Regions from separate parts of the Homo sapiens genome. Here region 1 is linked to region 2. A link is a loop called in an ENCODE intact Hi-C map of the cell type or tissue named here. Cell type or tissue: tibial artery. All regions are shown on one strand. Each heading gives the region's core, and the rest is flanking DNA. Links, peaks and the distances in the headings are about the cores only.

Region 1 (9,417 bases), core at 483-8,482, 730 kb after region 2:
AGAGGTAGAGGGAGAGACACTCATTTGGAACACCTTTTTGTATACCTCTGACTCCTAGAGTTATGGAAATATTTCACATGCCCAGAAAATCAATCAATAAATAATTAAAATCAACCAAGATGTGGGGGCTTCCCAAAGCGTGGTCTGTGGACCAGCAACTTCATTGGCCTCACCTGGGAGCTCGAACCCCTGGCCTTCATTTAAATTAATTAAATTTAGCCAGGCGTGGTGGTACACACCTATAGTCCTAGCTACTCAGGAGGCTGAGGCATGAGAATCACTGGAACCTGGGAGGCAGAGATTGCAGTGAGCTGTGATCGCACCACTGGGTGATCCAGCCTGGGCAACAGAGTGGGACTCTGCCTCAAAAAAAAAGAGCAAGAACTTTTTCTTTTGAAAAATTTAGACTCAAAAATTGAATACCTGGAGTTTTTCTGTGTCCTTTACCCAACGTTCCCTAATGTTGATATCTTGCATAACAACACAACAACTATCTAAACCAAGAAATGAACATTGGTGAATCTGTGGACATTCAAATTTCATCAGTTTTTTCCATTAATGAACACTTAATAAAAAAAACTAAATTTTTTTGACCATTTGCTGGTCCAGGATCCAATCCAGGATTCCACATTGCATGTAACTCTCCTACAGGACCATAATACAACCATCAAAATCAAGCAACGAACACTGATCTACTACCATGTTCTCCCCAGACCCCATTTAAGTTTCACCAATTGTTTTAATAAAGTTCTCTCTAGTAAAAGAATACAATTCAGAATCAGCCAAATACTTCATTGTCATATTTCCTCAGTGTCGTCCAATATGTAATAGTTTTGTCTTTTATGATCTCGATAACTTTTGAAAAGTACTGGCCTTTATTTTCTAGAATTTCATTCAACTTGAATTTGTCTGATGTTTTCTCATATTTAGCTTGAGTCACTGCACACCCAACATCAGAGACCAGTAAGCCACCAGCTGCCACGTGTTGAGCTGTATGTGTAGCAAAATCAGTTGTTTGCTGCCAAACCTATTTATGCCAGTTTCATTTGTAACTAGTTAAGTAGTATGTAGTAGGATTAAATAGGAGGGAAAGGCCAGGCACAGTGGCTCATGCCTGTAATCCCAGCACTGTGAGAGGCCAAGGTGGGAGGATCGCTTGAGCTCAGGAGTTTGAGACCAGCCTGGGCAACATGGTGAAACACTATCTCTACAAAAAATGCAAAAATTAGCCAGCATGGTGGTTCATGCCTGTGGTCCCAGGTTATCAGGAGGATGGCTGGAGCTCTAGAGGTCAAGGCTACAGTGAGCTGTGATTGCACCACTGCACTCCAGCCTGAGCAACAGAGTGAGACCCTGTCTAAAAAAAAGAAGGGAAAAAGAAAAGTTGTTTCTGTGAAAACTAAGTTAAGTGTTTCGAATAGCCCTGAGAAAAGCAAGCTTCTAAATAGAAATTGATGAAGAATTAGTTGTAAGATAAAGATGGAGGGGGAGGAAAATTATAAAAATCTGGAAGGGTTCTGTATGCTGCTTAGCCAGTGTCTTTAAATTCTCATTAAATTCAAAATGAACCAAAAAAGGAAATCACCTGATTCATGCAGGGAAGACAATGTGAGACTTCACCCAATTAACTCATTTGTTAATCAACCATTAACCCAATATTAATATTAGTATTCACAGTACAAATTAGTATACAGAATACTAGTATGTGTAAGTTAAAAGATAAGATAAAATATTCATAATGTAAGGTTTTCTGTTTCTCTATCCTAACCCACTTTTTCAACTAAGCCTCAACACCAGTCAATGGTCAAATGATATTAGGCTGACCTCTCAGCTACACACAAGAACATATTAAAATGGAGCACTGACCAGGCGCAATGGTTCACACCTGTAATCCCAGCATATTGGGAGGCCAAAGCAGGTGGATTGCTTGAGTTCAGGAGTATGAGACCAGCCTGGGCAACATGGCAAAACATCATCCCTATAAAAAAAAAAATACAAAAATTAGCCAGGCATGGTGATGCGTGCCTGTGGTCCCAGCTACTCAGGAAGCTGAGGTGGGAGGATTGCTGGAGCCCAGTGGGTAGAGGCTGCAGTGAGCTGAGATCACACTACTGCACTCCAGCCTGGGCAACAGAGTGAGACCTTGTCTCAAAAGAAAAAAAAAAAGTGAGTACTAGGAATATTATTCAGCCTTTAAAAGGAAGGAAATTCTGCCACATGTTACAACATGGATGAACCTTGAGGACTTTATGCTAAGTGAAATAAGCCAGTCACAAGAGGACAAATACTGTATGACTACACTTAAATGAGGTACTTATGCTACCAAAATGCCAGGGGTTCGGTCTAGATTCTGCTGCTTGCTGTAGAAAGCCAATACTGAGACAATGAGTATTGCCAGGGAAGAAGGCTTTATTCAGGTGCTGCAGCCCAAGAGATAGGAGACCAATCTCAAATCCATCTCCCTGACCAACTAAACTCAAGGGTTTATATAGCAGGGAGGAAATGTAGCTACATGCAGGAAAACAGGAATTAGGGAGGAATAAGAAAGAGGAGTTGGGCAATAGGAAGCAGGTGGTCAGTTAGGCAATCATGGCATCTTATTGTCCAGATATAGTGGCCTCGTGAGTTTCAGCTCCTTGATCCTATCTGGGAGACCTCATGGTTGGTTTCCCAAGAAAGGAACTCAGATAAGACAAATGTACCTTTTTCATGTTTTTAAGACTGGGAGGATCAATTTCTATGCTTATTCAAAGAAACCATAAACATCAGTTCTATGGGACAATTCGGCCAGTTTCACTTAGTGTAGTTAAGATCATAGAGAAAGAAAGTACAATGGTGGTGGTGAGGGGCTGGAGGGAGTGGGGATGGGAAGTGGTTGTTTAATGAGTACGGAGTCTCAGTTTCACGAGATGAAAAGAGTTCTAGAGATGGATGGTGGGGATGTTTGCGAAACAATGTGAATGTATTTAATGCCACTGAACTGTACACTTAAAAATGGTTAAGACGCTACATTTTATGTTATGTGCATTTTACAATAAAAAAATTGGCAGGGGGTAAGGGAGTGCTAGAGTGTTTACATCCCATTTTATAGGGTGTTCCGGCAGAATTTCAAATAACACACAAACTTCACTGCCCTTCCTAATATTTCCATTGCTGTGGGTTCTAGACAACCTGATGAGGTAAAACAGACAGTTTCCCAAAGATAGGGCTTTTGATTTGGTTTTGCTTGACAACTGAAGTTTTGCTGTTGTTGTTGTTATAGGGTCTGTCTCCATTTCCTTCTAATCCTTTGCCTGAGATTACCTGAGTAACTTTAAAAATATGGAAAAACTACCATTTGCCCTGAAAAGAGACAACGCTACTTGCCAAGCCCATACAGCCAGAGACCAGCATGTCTTATTTTGCCTGCACATAGTAGGATATCAACATATGTTTGCTGAATTAATTAATGAACAAATGAACATTTCATTTCTTGGCTGCAAAAAAGAGAAGAAAAAACCACAGGAAAAGTTGGGGGAAAAGAAAAGGGAAATGCGAAAAGTTACCCCAGTACATGTAGCAAAATCATCTATTTATGTTGTATTACTTGGGTTGGAAGTTACCTACAGAAGACAGAAATCATTTTAGCAGAAATTTCTGCATCAGATGCAGCCCAGCCCCATGACCAGTTTAACAGGTCTCAGGGCAGATGGTGAGGGATTCATAATCAAACTTCCATTCCCAACCCCAGCGCACTGCCCCCTTATTTGGACCCACTAGTGGTGATCAAGCCCCTTGCTGGTTGGTTCTTGCTTCTTGGGAAGCTGGGAGCTGATGGGAACCCTGGTCAAGAGATCCCACCCTGGAATACAAATTAGTACAGCCACTTATGTATATTTTAAGCCTATTGAAAAAAAATAGGGGTCTTTCCTCTTGGAAGACTCCTCTCTCTCAACAGAGAGAGAGCTGTTTTTCTTTCTTTTTCTTCTACCTATTAAACCTCTGCTCCTAAACTCCTCTTGTGTGTCAGTGTCCTAAATTTTCCTGGCTCAAAACAACGAACCCCAGGTATATACCCCAGACAAAGTAGTCACTTCATATTGGGGACATCCTCTGGGATACCAAGGTACAACATTCACTGAAACACAGTATCTGGTGGAGGCAAACCAGTGTTACAGACCATCGGAATAGCTGACAGCAATCAAATTCAAAATGGTGCTACAGACAGAACCATGCACGGACATGCCTTTCTTTCGAGGACCCTTAGATCGACCCCAGGAGGAGCCCTAGCTGCTCTTCCCCACACAATGCTACTTGTCAGCAGAAAGTAGCCAGAAAGAGTCATCATCCAACACCCCCTAACAGCAGTTAGGGTTACCACTCCAGAGTAGGGAATGATACAGGAGTTAAGAATAAATTACTTAGGCAGATAGTGATGGTATGGAAGTCCTCGGACAGGTTTTCCTTTTAATGAAAAGCAGCCCCAAATCATTTTCCTTTCTAACAAAGAGCAGCCTGCAAAATCAAGCGTCAGACATAGATGCCGGCAGTTGAGCCAATCATGTTAAAGACAGCGGCTCCATCTCCCCTTGTCTTTGTCAGCCACGTGTACAGCAAACACCAGACATGATGACCCCAGTCAACTGGAAAGCCTATTCACATAACAAGATTAGGGTGGGGTGGCCAGCCTTTCCTGTGCGCTATGTAAACGTCATACGTGATCAAACCAATCTGTGAGCCCTATGTAAATCAGACATCACTTCCTCAAGCCTGACTCTAAAATCCAGTGCACTGGTTCCTGGGCAGTCTTTCCTCTTGGAAGTCCCAGAGAGACAGGTGGTTTTCTTTCTCTTTCTCCTGCCTATTAATCCTGCACTCCTAAACTCAAAAAGAAAAAGAAAAAAAATGGTACAGCCACTATGGAGAACAATATTGCAGTTCCTCAAAAAATTAAAAATAGATATGACAATATGATCTGACAATTTCACTAGTGGTTATAGTTAAAAGAAAGGAAATAAATATATCAAAAAGACATCTGCATTCCCATGTTTACCGCAGCACTATTCACAATCGCCAGAATATGAAATCAACCTCAGTGTCCATCAGTGGATGAATGAATAGAGAAAATGCAGTATATACCCACAATGGAATATTATTCAGCTATAAAAAAGAATGAGGTCCTGTCATTTGCAGCAACATGGATGGAACTGGAGGTCATTCCGTTAAGTGAAATAAGCCAGGCACAGAACGACAAAGATCTCGCGTTCTCACTCATATGTGGGAGTTTAAAAGGTGGATCTCATGAAATTAGAGAATAGATTGGTGTTTAACAGAAGTTGGGAAGGGGCAGGGGGGCAGGAGAATGAAGAGAAGTCGATTGATGGGTACACATACGCAGTTTGATATAAGAAATGAGACCCAGTGTTCCATAGATCAGTGGGTTGACTATAGGTTACCATAATCTATTGTATATTTCAAAATAGCTAGAAGAGAAGAATTTGAATTTTTCTAGCATAAAGAAAAGACAATATTTAAGGTGATGGGTATCCCAAGTACACTGATTTGATCCTAACAAATTACATGAATGTATTAAATTATTACATGTACCCTGAAACTATGCACATCTATTATGCATCAGTTTTTAAAAACAAAAACTTGATTATCTGCAAAGACTCTGTTTCCCAATAAAGTCTCACTCACGGATCTTGGGGTTAGGACTTCAACATATTTTGAGAGGCACAGTTCAACCCATAACACATATTTGCACATAATAGAGTGCTTAAGAGCTCCAGATCCCCCTTAATCAGACCAAATCCCAGCTCCACCACTTATAGGCTGATGGCCTGTGACAAGTCATTTCACATCTCTGGGCTTCGGTTTCCTCATCTGTAAAATGGGTCTCATAACTCTACCTACTTTGTGGGGCATCAAAGGATTCAACAAAATCATGTATTTGTTCAATCAATGTTGATAATACTCCTGTGGCCTGCCAGCCTTAGGCAAGCTGTAAACAAAAGACAAATCCCTGCCCCTGTGGAGCTTATTAAGAACAAAGGGGCTGCAGAGCCACTTTATATTTTAAAAAATAGGCCAGGGGCAGTGGCTCATGCCTGTAATCCCAAAGCTTTGGGAGGCTGAGGCAGGAGGATCGCTTCAGGCCAGGAGTTTGAGTCCAGCCTGGACAACATGGTGAAACCCTGTCTCTAACAAAAATACAAAAAGTTAGCTGGGCATGGTGGCACATGCCTGTAGTCCCAGCTACTCGGGATGCAGAGGCAGGAGAATCGTGTGAGCCCAGGAGGCGGAGGTTGCAGGGAGCCGAGATTGCAGCACTGCACTCCAGCCTAGGAGACAGAGTGAGACCCCATCTCAAAATAAATAAATAAATAAATAAATAAATAAATAAACAAACAAGTAAAATATCTAGGCTAGCAGAGGGCGAAGAGTGAGATTATTTCTATGTGCATCATTTATGGCTGAAAAATAGAAAAATGACGCAAGTGATAGCCTCAGCAAAACATCTGCATGAAGTAAAAGAGGTGGCTGTTTAGTGAATCCCCATAAAAAGAGAGGGGAAAAAAGGTCTGTAACAGTGAAATTATCCTAACTCAAGGGATGCTCGTAGCATGGTGCCTGGCACCTGGTGATCTTCTGCTGCTTGTGATTATAACTCTCCCAAGAAAGGAAGTCACAGGAAGCATGTCCACTGTATGCCAGTGTGAAGCCCAGCCAGCCATGCTCCCAAAGGGCCACTTTACCCACCACAGTCCCAAAGCAGCCAGGAAGGCTCAAGAAGGAACAAGGAAGGCCAGGTGGGTGGCCTTGGAGGACTCTGCTCCCTTTCATCCATCCCCAGGCTGGGGGTTAATTTTGCAGCTGCACCCCCAGCCAATGAATTGTTCTCAAAGTGCATGGAAACACTGCTGTTGGAAAAACTGTGAAGAACCATAAGAGGGCAAGAAATAAAAATGCTGAAAGAAGCCAGACCCCAAAAGCCACCATATTATAGGATTCCATTTACAGGAAACATCCAGAAGAGAAAAATCTATACAGACAGAGAGTAGATTGCCAGGGGCTGAGGGAAGGAGCTTGGGGAGAAACAGGAAATTGCTACTAAAGGGTCTTTGCTTTCTTTGGGGGTAATGAAAATGTTCTAAAATTGGGGTGATGGTTGCACAACCCTGTGAATATATTAAAAACCACAGAATGGTACACTTCAAATGGGAGAATTGTGTGGTATGTGAATTATATCTCAATAAAGCTGTCATTTAGGAAAAAAAAAAACAGTTGCCTTGGCTCTAAACTTACTTCTCCAATTCCTCTGAGAATGCCAAATCACTGCCATCTCTCTGATTAGGGCTGAATTCATTTCACAGTAATTTTTAAAAGAGTATTTTCTCAACACCTGAAATAGGCCCTTTGATGTCTGTCCAAAGCCCTCCTGGGAATTCTTATCTATTTAAAAGAGGGAATGAGTATTAAGAGCTTGGCTTTCCTAGCTAGCCAGACATCCATGTTAATTTCCACATCTCCACGTTACTATGGCAACAGAGAGCTTCCACTGAGAGCTTTTTGGGGGGCATCAAAATGGACTGCAATTTGGACTCAGGGAGTCCACAGCCCCTCTGCCCAGCAGCCCCCAGACCCTGGCTACCTTGAATCAGGTGAAACAGAGAAATCAGAGAAGGGGAGGATGTAGGCTCCACTGGGTCTTCACTCCATCCTGGCCCAAACTGAGTCACCGTCCCCATGCAGGAAGAGAAGTGTTAGTCACATCTTTCAGAGGCTGTGATCTAAAACAGCGTATTGAGCACCTGAGTCAGTCTCCATGTCAACATGACCATATTTTTAGGCAGGAGTAGGCAGCTTCTTGGGCCAATTAGAGTAGTACAGCTAGAAAGCAGTCAGTAAACAGCTGGGAGAAAAGCAGTCAGCCACTGGGAGTCCACTGTTCTCACAGAGGAGTCTCACAAATGCAGAAGCTCCCTGCCTTGAGGTACCCAAAGAGTCCACCACATAAGGCCCAGGAGGCCTGAAGTCCATCCTGTCAGGCAGAATCAATCACTGGGACAGAGAAGGGAAGAGGCAGTGCATAAGACAGGCAGCCTCAAAGATGGGCCCCACTGATCCTCATCTCCTGGTGAGCCTTATGTAGCCCCCTCATACCTTGAACCAAGATTGATCTGTGTTGTGGCCAATAGAGTACAGCGAAGGTTAAATTGTGCCTTCTGAAGCTAGATCATAAAAGACACCACACTCTTGGGTCATTCATGCTGGAGAAGCCAGCTGCCATGTTGAGAGGACACTCAAGCAGTCCTACGGGGCAGCCCACATGAGAGGAACTGAAGCCCCCAGCCACCAGCCATGTGAGCCACCTTGGAAATGGAGCCTTCAGCACCAGTCAAGCTTTCAGATGATTGCAGCCCCAAACACTATCTTGACTTCAATCTCAAGAACGTCTGCCAGCTAGAACCATCCAGCTAAACTGCTCCCAGATTACTGACCCACACAATATAATGTAAAGTAAAAAATGTTTGCTGTTGTTTTAAGCTACTAAGCATTGGGGTTATTTGTTACACAGCAATGGATAACAGACATAGGGTGGATGTCAGAAATTGTCTCGAGAAGATGACTTTATGAAGATTTTTCCTCCTCGCTCCTTCCCCTACCCTTAAAGCATTTTTACAGTAGAAGGGGACATGTTAACGGGTAGGGAATCTAGAGACTTGGATTTGTATTCTGGCTCTGTCCTTAGTTTTTCCACCTCCAAAGCTGAGGAGCTAAAATGTAACCTGAGATCTCTGAAAGCCTAGGGTCTCATAATCGTCAAAACCACAGTTTTGAGTCAGGAAGACTGGTTGTGAACCCTGGCTCTGCCACTTGCTTGCTGTGTGACCTCAGACTAATTACTTAATTTATCTGAGCCTCATTTTCACCTTCTATAAAGTGGGTTTAATAATATCTAGTTCATGGCGTTGTTACAAAAATTCAATCAAATACCATACAAATTACTTAGCACACAGTAAGTGCTCAGTTGTCACCACTACCAAAAATGAGATAGCATGGTGGGTACGATTATTTCCACTTGTAGCTAAGATACAGTAGGATCAGAGGAGCAGTTAGAGGATTTCGTTGGTCTGGAGCAAGGCCCCATGTGGTTGTTTTTCCAAAACCCCCCCAAATGATTCTTTGAGAAACTTTGTCCTAGAGAAACTTCCACACATGTGCCAAAAAATCATACAAGTATTTCACTGCAGTCTGTGATAGGGAAAAATTGGAAACAATCCAAATGCCCATCAACAGGTAAATGGGAAATAAATTGTTAATGGAATACTATACAGCACTGTAAAATTAATGAACCAGAACTATGCATATCAGCATGAGCATAAATCTCTAAGACATAATTCTGAGCCCCAAAATGCAGAAGGATCCACACGG
Region 2 (9,417 bases), core at 614-8,613:
CTTGTAAAACTTGCGGTAGGAGAAGGTAGCCTTAAACAGGGGAGAAAAGACAAAAGCTAGAAGGAAAGGATTAAAATATACCTGCCCATCTGCCCCCTTTCATGAGCAGACCCAAATAGGACTACACAAACCCAGCCCAGTTACTCTTGGCAGGTTAGCATATGTGTTACGTGATCTAGCCAGCCTTAGGACAGCTTTAGGTTGGAGAGAATGTTTATCTGGGTCAAAACTGACTGGAGAGTAATCAGGAGTCAAAACTTCTTCTTTTGATCTCTTATGTAAAGAAGGTAACCCCCACCCCATACCCTGCACATCATGTGAGTAAAACAGTCCTATTCCTACTGGAAAAGCCACTTATTTTCAATGCTTTTGTTCTTTAGGAAAGGCTCTGTCAGCATTCTTTGTGACCATGCAGTTAGGTCATTATATTACTTGGATCCTATAAAAAGACCACTGTAGGATCAGGATTTGACCAGTTTTTTTTTTTTTTTTTTTTTGACGGAGTTTTGCTCTTGTCGCCCAGGCTGGAGTGCAATGGCATGATCTCAGCTCACCACAACCTCCGCCTCCTGGGTTCAAGTGATTCTCCTCCTGCCTCAGCCTCCCAAGTAGCTGGGATTACAGGCATGTACCACCACGCCCAGCTAATTTTGTATTTTTAGTAGAAACGGGGTTTCTCCATGTTGGTCAGGCTGGTCTTGAACTCCTGACCTCAGGTGATCCTCCTGCCTTGGCCTCCCAAAGTACTAGGATTACAGGCATGAGCCACCGCGCCCGGCCTTGACCAATTTTGATTGTGGTATTAGCAGTGAGAGAGAGAGAGAGAGAGAGAAAGTCTTGTAGATACTTCGTCCTCAGAGACAGAATTTACAAGGAGCCAGAAAACCTGGTCTAAGAGTTCTAATTTCTAATGGTAAATCTGTTGGTTTGGGCCAGATCAGGGGGTGTCATTTGAACTTTCTACACATTTTATCTTATTAAGTTTCACTGGGTTATAAAAATAAGAAAGTAATAGTGTTGGTATTAACAAGTTAAACAGTAGAAAGATTTATAAAGAAAAATGAACATCCCCCCTTCCTCCCCAATGCCACCCTTTCTTTTTAGGCAACCAATGCAAAAAACCATTTAGTATGTGTCTTTCTATTTCATTCTCCATGCTCACAGAAACACATATAAAGGACATACACATCATGTAGAATTGTTTTTATGTTCCTGCTGCATATGTTACTCTGCAATTTGCTTTTTTCACTTAAGACATTGTGGATATGTCTGCAAGTTCTTACGTACAGATTTTACTCATTATTTTTAATAATAGCATAATATTCTAAGATTTTTAACTCTTTTCCTATTGATGGACATTCAGGCTGTTCAGGCTGTTCCCTTTTTCTTCTTCTTCTTTATCTATTTATTTATTTTTTGAGACAGAGTCTCGCTCTGTCGCCCAGGCTATCTCAGCTCACTTCAACCTCTGCCTGCCAGGTTGAAGCAATTCTCCTGCCTCAGCCTCCCAAGTAGCTGGGACTACAGGCATGTGCCACCATGCCCAGCTAATTTTTTTGATTTTTAGTAGAGATGGGGTTTCATCATGCTGGTCAGGCAGGTCTTGAACTCCTGGCCTCATGATCCTCCCACCTCGGCTTCCCAAAGTGCTGAGATTACAGGCGTGAGCTACTGTGCCCAGCCTCGCCTTTTTTTTTTTTTTTTTGAGACTGGGTCTTGCTCTGTCACCCAGGCTGGAGTGCAGTGGCGTGATCTTGGCTCAGTACAACCTCCGCCTCCAGGATTCAAGTGATTCTCCTGTCTCAGCCTCCCAAGTAGCTGGGATTACAGGCACCTGCTACAACGCCTGACTAATTTTTTGTATTTTTAGTAGAGACAGGGTTTCGCCACGTTGGCTAGGCTGGTCTCGAACTCCTGACCTCAAGTGATCCACCCACTTTGGCCTCCCAAAGTGCTGGGATTACAGGCATAAGCCACCTTGCCTGGAGTCTTCGTTTTTTTAAATTGCTACAAATGTTGCAATAAAGATTATTGTACACATAAATAGGTATTGCTACATTTATTTTGGTAGGACAAAACGGCACAGATATCTGAATCAAAGGATGTGATGTGCACTATTAATTTTAACAGTTTGTTTAGCTGGGATGTGGAGGCACAAGCCTGTAGTCCTAGCTACTCAGGAGGCTGAGATAGGAGGATCCCTTGAGCCTGGGAGGCGGAGGTTGCAGTGAGCCGAGATCGCATCACTGCACCCCAGCCTGGGTGACAGTGAGACCTGTCTCAAAATAATAATAATAATAATAATAATAATAATAATAATAATTTTAATAGTTTCTTGAAGCAATTTATGCTCCCACCCTTTCCTCAAATCCTTGCCTCCCCTGAATCTTAGCAATCTTTTAAACTTTTGCCAATCTGAGAAGGAGAAATGGCATCTCAACTGTTCTTCCTTTTGCTCTCTTCCAATCTAGTCCTCAATCTGCAGACACAGTTATCTTTTTTGAAACACAAATCTTCAAATGTCACCTCCCTGCTTAAAATATTTCATTATCTTCCTGTCACTCTTAAAAGTTAAAATCTTTGACATGGCCAAAAAGCACCTTGTGGTATAACAGCCTACCTGCCTGAGTGGTGGACTTTTCTCCTAATAGAAAGGGCTTTCTCAATTCTACTGAGAAATTGTGATGATATATTAGGCTATTTGCCAGTACAAACCTCATCAGGAGCTACAACTTTTAATTTTTCTTTCTTCTTTTTAAAAGATGGGGGTCTTGCTATGTTGGCCAGGTTGGTCTTGAACTCTTGGCCTCAAGCAATCCACCCGCCTTGGCCTCCCAAAGTGCTGGGAATACAACCTTGAGCCACTGCACCCAGCCAAGCTACACCTTTAAAAATGTGACTAACTTATACCCGAAAGGAATAATTATTTCTATTTTATTTGCCTTGTTTTTTGAGTTGCTTCAGGCGGATCATTTAGAACAAACAGGGAAGAACAGGACTTGCCAAACTAAAAAGAAAAACATGTTAGGGCAGCACCTTGTCTGCTGAGGAATAGGCAAAAGCTCTCATCATAAATGTAGGGGGTTTTTGCTTCTCTTGTTTTTAAGTAGGACTTTTAAAGTAGAAGACACCTTTAATGTACTGGTTTGCAGAAGAGGAAATCTGATTTTCAGTGTGATAACATATTCTTTGACGTTAACCAGTACAGTTGGATTTTTAATGACACTTTAATCTTCAAAGGTTTACCAACACGGATGGATTAATTATTCATTTTGGAGGGGTTGTGTCTTAAAAAGACAAGTCTTCAAAGACATCATCCTTTCTCCTTGGAACTTGGAGTCTCCACCTTTCAAATGTTGCTTTCCTGCCCCCAAGAGAGAAAATAAATGACATTTTTTAAAGAAGAAGAATCCAATGGAAAAACACTCTTTGCGCTATGGAAAGATGATGTCCTTATATCCTGGGTGAGATTAGAAGAGGAGGCTGGGAAGCAGTATTTAAGCTGTGTTTACAGTAAGCACTGTGAGAAATAACCGGCTAAGCGCGTTTGTTATTGTTCAGTCTTTTGATGTGCTTTTAAAAAGTCGCATCTCCATAAAACACCCTCAACAACCATAAAACAACATATGTTGGAACATAATATGCAGACCCTTATATTCTTTGCTACAGTCTGTATTTTTCCTATACCCTTCAAACATGCCTCATTGAGTTTTTAAAAGATTCGGTTTGGAAGAAGAAAAACCTCAAGCCTCGCCCCGGGTCTTCCTTGACTTGACACATTTTATAACCGCAAGAGAGCAGTTTTTCCTTTGATGAGGCTAAGACCCCAGAAATGAAAGAGCAAGTTTAAGTTTGCAAACACTCTAAAAGCTCCTTCCATTAGACCTGGTCGCGGGAAACCACAAAGGACAGTCAAGTGATTTTCAAGGAGAAAGCCTCTGGTCCACTTTCCCTCCGCCGCCAGATCTGCAGGTTCCTGGGAGGAGCTCTTCTCAAATCCTGAAGATTGCTAGGCTCTTGGCGAACGACTCATCTCTTGAAGACCTAGAGTGGTGGATTACAGGCATTGAAAAGCTTTTGGTGGCTTTGGAAGATGACTCTGGTGTGAGCTCACCTTTCCAGGCTGGGGGACCAGGCAGAGGAACCCCCTTTGTTATCTTCTGAAAGAAGATCAGTGGGGAAGACGGGGTTTGAAGTGTGGATTAGGAGATCCTACGTCTTTGCCTACCACCTCTGCCTAAATCATAAAAAGATCGAGGAGTGCAATGAACTTCAGGAATCATGCACCGTTTCCCTGAAGCCTGTCCAGGAACCTAACTTCTGGACCCAGAAACTTCTGCAAAGACAGACCCACTGAGCCAGGCAGTCTGCACCAGCACCTCTGCTTCTAAGATTCTGTTTCGTCTTCTTCTATTGAGAGATTGACCTCTTGAGTGATTTGTGTGCTTTCCGGCAAATGATGGAGACGCGTAAACCGGCGGAACGGCTGGCCTTGCCATACTCGCTGCGCACCGCGCCCCTGGGCGTTCCGGGGACCCTGCCCGGACTCCCGCGGAGGGACCCCCTCAGGGTCGCCCTGCGTCTGGACGCCGCGTGCTGGGAGTGGGCGCGCAGCGGCTGCGCACGGGGATGGCAGTACTTGCCCGTGCCGCTGGACAGCGCCTTCGAGCCCGCCTTCCTCCGCAAGCGCAACGAGCGCGAGCGGCAGCGGGTGCGCTGCGTGAACGAGGGCTATGCGCGCCTCCGAGACCACCTGCCCCGGGAGCTGGCAGACAAGCGCCTCAGCAAAGTGGAGACGCTCCGCGCTGCCATCGACTACATCAAGCACCTGCAGGAGCTGCTGGAGCGCCAGGCCTGGGGGCTCGAGGGCGCGGCCGGCGCCGTCCCCCAGCGCAGGGCGGAATGCAACAGCGACGGGGAGTCCAAGGCCTCTTCGGCGCCTTCGCCCAGCAGCGAGCCCGAGGAGGGGGGCAGCTAGCGAGCGCCCGAACTGGCCAGGACCCCCGCGCCCGCCGCACAGCGCGCAGCCGGGCGCTCAACCTAAGGTCCTCTTCGAAGGTGGTTTGCATTCTTAATCTGGCATCTTCTCCAGGCCTAAATCTTAAGAAAAAGAAATGGGTGCTGGGGTTTGGGGGATGGGGGAGTTGTTTTGACATTTGGGAATTTCTCCCCTGCCCTTATTGGTTACGTGCCTGCAACTTATAGGTGCTTATTAAGGAGACTCTTTTCCTATACTTCTAAAATGCAAACTGTTTCAGATTCTGAGCACCTCATTGTAAATACGATTATTCTAAAAACTCAAAGGGCGAGAACAACTGGAATTTCCCACCTTCCGTGGTGTGGGTAAATGGTATACATAAACATTAAACCTTAACCAAAGAAGAACTTTACCGCCACCAAAACAGAAACAACCCCAAACAGCCAAAAACAGTCCTTAAAAATGAGAGGAACATTTTCTTGCATTCCTTCCTTCGGGAATTGTATTCAAAATGTAATGGAAAGTAATTGTTGACCTCCTGCTTTGGGTGAAGGAGACTGTAAGCTGGTACTTGAGAACGAATTTGCCAGCATGTGCTGTTGTTGACTGTGTGAATGATGGTGCCAGGGAATCCGTGGCTTGGTACACACTGTTTCATCCAGTGGCCACGTGGAAGCTTTGTAGCATTGAGCAGATAGTAAAATATCTTAGAATTAATGATCTCTTTGGAAGAGAGCCCAGATTTGTATGAAAACTTGTTTTTCCTCTCAATTGTTTTGTCCACTGTTTTCTTCATTTTCCTTTTCTCTGCATACCCCCCGCCCCCCAACGTGTAGCTCTCCATCTAAGTTTTGGATAAACTGAAGTGGCACTGTGACTTTAAAAATAAAAAAGAAATCTACTTGGAAGTCCTTTTTGCGGGTTGAGCCAGATGGGGGAAAGATATGGGACAAGACGGATGGATTGAAGTTGGTACATTCTCAAATATTTTTATCACCATTAGGGCTTCCAGGTACAGTATATGGAAATGATGTAGTGACTTTGGCCATGTTAAAAGCCTTTTTAAAATATTGAATTTGGGTCATTTTTTTTCTAAGAAACAATTTTGAGTTCAGTAGATAAGTTAAATGCCTGCTGATGTATGAAGATCAACTTCCCTAAGATTGTTTTCTAATATGCCGAATTATCCTTTCCATGGAGGCAGCTTTGGTTTGTGGGGGAAGAAGGAGGGGAAATGGAAATGGACAAAGAGAACTAACAGTGGAAGTGCATCCTCCAGGTAGATTTCACTTAGATTTTATTACCCCCTTTTACAGTTGTAGCAACTAAGGCAGGCTATATCTTCAGTGGACATCTTTTATGTGCTAGGAATTTTGTTGTGGCTTTTTACATTTTGTCCTATTTAATTGTCATAAATTTGTGGGGTGGGTATGACAAATATTTTGTGATTAAAAAAAATATGAAGCTCAAAGAGGTTACATACCTTGACCAGTTTAGTGTTGCTAGGATTCCTTGAGCTGAGATCAAGTCCCGAGCCTGAACCCAAAGCCAAGGATTTCTTTCTCCCTTACCATGCTGTCTCTTGCTCTGTCATTTGCTAGCAGAGCAAATGTTGCTTCAACTCAGTTTTCTCACCTGTACAGAAATGTTTACAGAAGTGTATGTGAAAGACCTTGGTAATCTGCAAGGCACTAACCAATGATAAATTAGTAGTTTTATTATTTTGGGGAAAATACTATTTCTCAGTTTATGGAGAGTAAAGCCTGGTTAAGAATAAAATCTCTAGGTGGAGTTGGTATGATTTCTTCAGTGTTTCAAAAGAGGGACAGAGTGACCACACTCTCTTACCTCCTCTGGTAATGTTCTAGGATACATGCTTTGAACACTGAATCCATGTTAAAACATAGAATTGGCTGGGTGCAGTGGCTCACCCTGTAATCCCAGCACATTGGGAGGCAAAGGTAGATGGATCGCTTGAGCTCAGGAGTTTGAGACCAGCCCAGGTACTGGAAACCTTAACGTGGTTTTATTTAAAGCCCTGTTGAGAATGAGGCAATGATTTTGAGAAACCTTTTGGAAAAATAAAAATAAAACCATCTCTCAGCTGGGTGTGGTGGATCATGCGTGTAGTCCCAGCGCTTTGGGAGGCCAAGGTAGGAGGATTACTTGAGGCCAAGAGCATGAGACCAGCCCTTGGCAACATATAGAAACCTTGTACCTACAAAAATTAAAAAAATGTATCCGGGCTTGGTGGCACGCCTCTGTAGTCCCAACTGCTCAGGAGGGCGAGGTTGGAGGTTTCCTTGCACCCAGGTGTTTGAGGCTGCCGTAAGCCATGATCGTGCCTCTGCCTGCACTCCAGCCTGGGCAACAGAGTAAGACTACTATTTAAAAAAATAGTAATAATTAAATGAACTCCTTCCGCAATCATATAACTTTTTAAAAGAAGAAATCTTGCAGTTTTTCTGAGACCTTCCCCATGACTTACAGGAGGAGCACCAATCCGGGAATGAGACCTTTAAAAAGGTTTGACCTCTTTTCCGGCGAATGATCACTTCATTAACCCTAGAACAATTTGACTTTCAAAAGGAACAAAATAAATTTCCAGTGAATTTTGTGGAAGCAAGAATGGAGGGGAGTTTTATGGCAATGAAGCATTCATAAAAGGAGAAAGATTTTCATGTCCTTCAACATCTTCCCTTTTTTTATTTTTCCCACTCAGCCCAGACATATCCCTTGATCACACTTGATTGCTTTTAGAATACTCCCTGTGGTTGGCAACCTGAGTAATTGCTGCGACACCCCATCCCACCCCACCCCACCCCGAGCGTGCAAAGCAGGAGCTGCGTTGGGATGTGGCAGAGCGTGCCCTGGCCCTGGGGCTGGATCCAGCTCTTGCCACTCACTGACTTGGTGACTTTGAGCAAGTCCCTAACTGTTGTGTTCTCAGTTTTCTATGCTAGAACACATGAAGAGTGTCACATTATCTTTTAGACTCTTCCAGCTGGAAAATATCATGCATCCGACCTGTGCAAAGTCCGAGCTGAGGGAAGCAAATGTAATAAGACATGCCCACTTCCTGCCACACAGCACGGTGCTTTCTGTTCCTGTATTTCCCTCTTCCCACTAGAATGATCCAGCCCTGGGGCTGCGGCCTACTTTTTTTTTTCTTGCTGTTACCACGCCCAGTTAAAACAAAACAGCACAAAAAATCACCAAAAGCTTTATAAGTTTTTTATGGAATGGAACTTGAAGACTCTTTACAAGCTGGTAGGGAAATAGACCGGTTTTACCTCAATATGAGGAAAAAGGTATAAATGGTATAACTGATATCCAAAATGGAAGATATGCTATGAGGAACCAAAGAAAAGAGGGATTTGGTCCAGCCTCAAGTGAGAAGGGAGCAAGAAGGAAAGGCTTTGGTGGATGCAGTGTTTAGTAGGTAAGAATGGAACGAGAACTCCAGGCAGAGGGAATAAGAGGAACAAAGTTGCTGCAAAGACAGGAACTGTTTGGAGAGCGCAGAGAGGCTGAGTAATAGGAGACTGCATACAATGGCTGAGGCAGCTCTAGGGACATTGAAAGCCAGGCTAAAACAGCTTGGAGTTTATTTTTTAACCAATGGGGAACTACTGAAAAAAAAATTGAGGGAGGGTTTTGGAGAAGGTACGTGGTTAAGGATCATGGTACTCCGGTGGTAGGAAGCAGCGGACCAATAGGGTATTGCCATAATTAAGGGAGAGGAAACAAAGTAGGGGCCTGAACTCTGACAGTATCATTGGGAATGTGAAGGGAGGGATGGATTGACAAGTGGAACTGATAGGTCTTGGCAACTCAGAGGAGGGGGAGGGGATGAGGAAGAGGGAGAAGTTAAAGACAACTGTGGTTGAAATTGAGAACACAGAAAGAGAAGTGGATTTAAAATGTAAGAGTCTTGTTTTGGAGACGCTGAATGTAAAATACTGGTAGGCTACTCCTGCCCACAAGCAACTGAAAATGCTGAGGTTGAGGTAAAGAGAAAAGTCAAGCGTAGCTGTTTCTTTAAGAGCCACACACTTATGGGGAGTTATAGAAGTAGGTATGATCTCCACAGGAGAATGTTGATGAGAAAAAGAGAAGAATTGGGCATGGTGGCTCACACCTGTAATCCCAGCACTTTGGGAGCCTGAGGTAGGAGGATCACTTGAGCCAGGAGTTCAAGACCAGCCTGTGAAACATAAGGAGACTCCCCGCTGTCTACAAAAAATTAGCCAGGCAGGGTGGTGCATGCCTGTGGTCCTAGCTACTCGGGAGGCTGAGGTGGGAGGATCACCTGAGCCCAGGAGGTCGAGGCTGCAATAAGCCATGATCACACCACTGCATTCCAGCCTGGGCAACAGAGTGACACTGTGTCTCAAAAAATACATATAAATAAATAAATAAAGAGAAGAAAGCAGGGA

What was found. A loop is a pair of places that touch in the nucleus more often than their neighbours do. Peaks named below come from ENCODE experiments on the same cell type or tissue, not always from the same donor. Only the 100,000 strongest peaks of a DNase experiment are listed, where the experiment ranks them.
Region 1: a loop joins it to region 2, with 4 times the contacts of the local background. A loop is called at or near these places in 23 of 110 quality-filtered maps.

The regions. Positions count from the first base shown.
Region 1 is chr12:108,500,681-108,510,097 of GRCh38, forward strand. No RefSeq gene overlaps it. Among named protein-coding and RNA genes, the nearest start is that of FICD, 9.9 kb to the right of the region's middle. In tibial artery, for the core only: no CTCF peak of the experiment used is centred there; no DNase peak of the experiment used is centred there; H3K27me3 peaks cover 935 bases.
Region 2 is chr12:107,770,760-107,780,176 of GRCh38, forward strand. It overlaps ASCL4 (achaete-scute family bHLH transcription factor 4), which reads left to right and starts at 3,945. Exons shown (of 1, transcript NM_203436.3): 1 at 3,945-5,885. The coding sequence starts at 4,460. The coding sequence ends at 4,978. In tibial artery, for the core only: no CTCF peak of the experiment used is centred there; no DNase peak of the experiment used is centred there; H3K4me3 peaks cover 829 bases; H3K27me3 peaks cover 4,483 bases.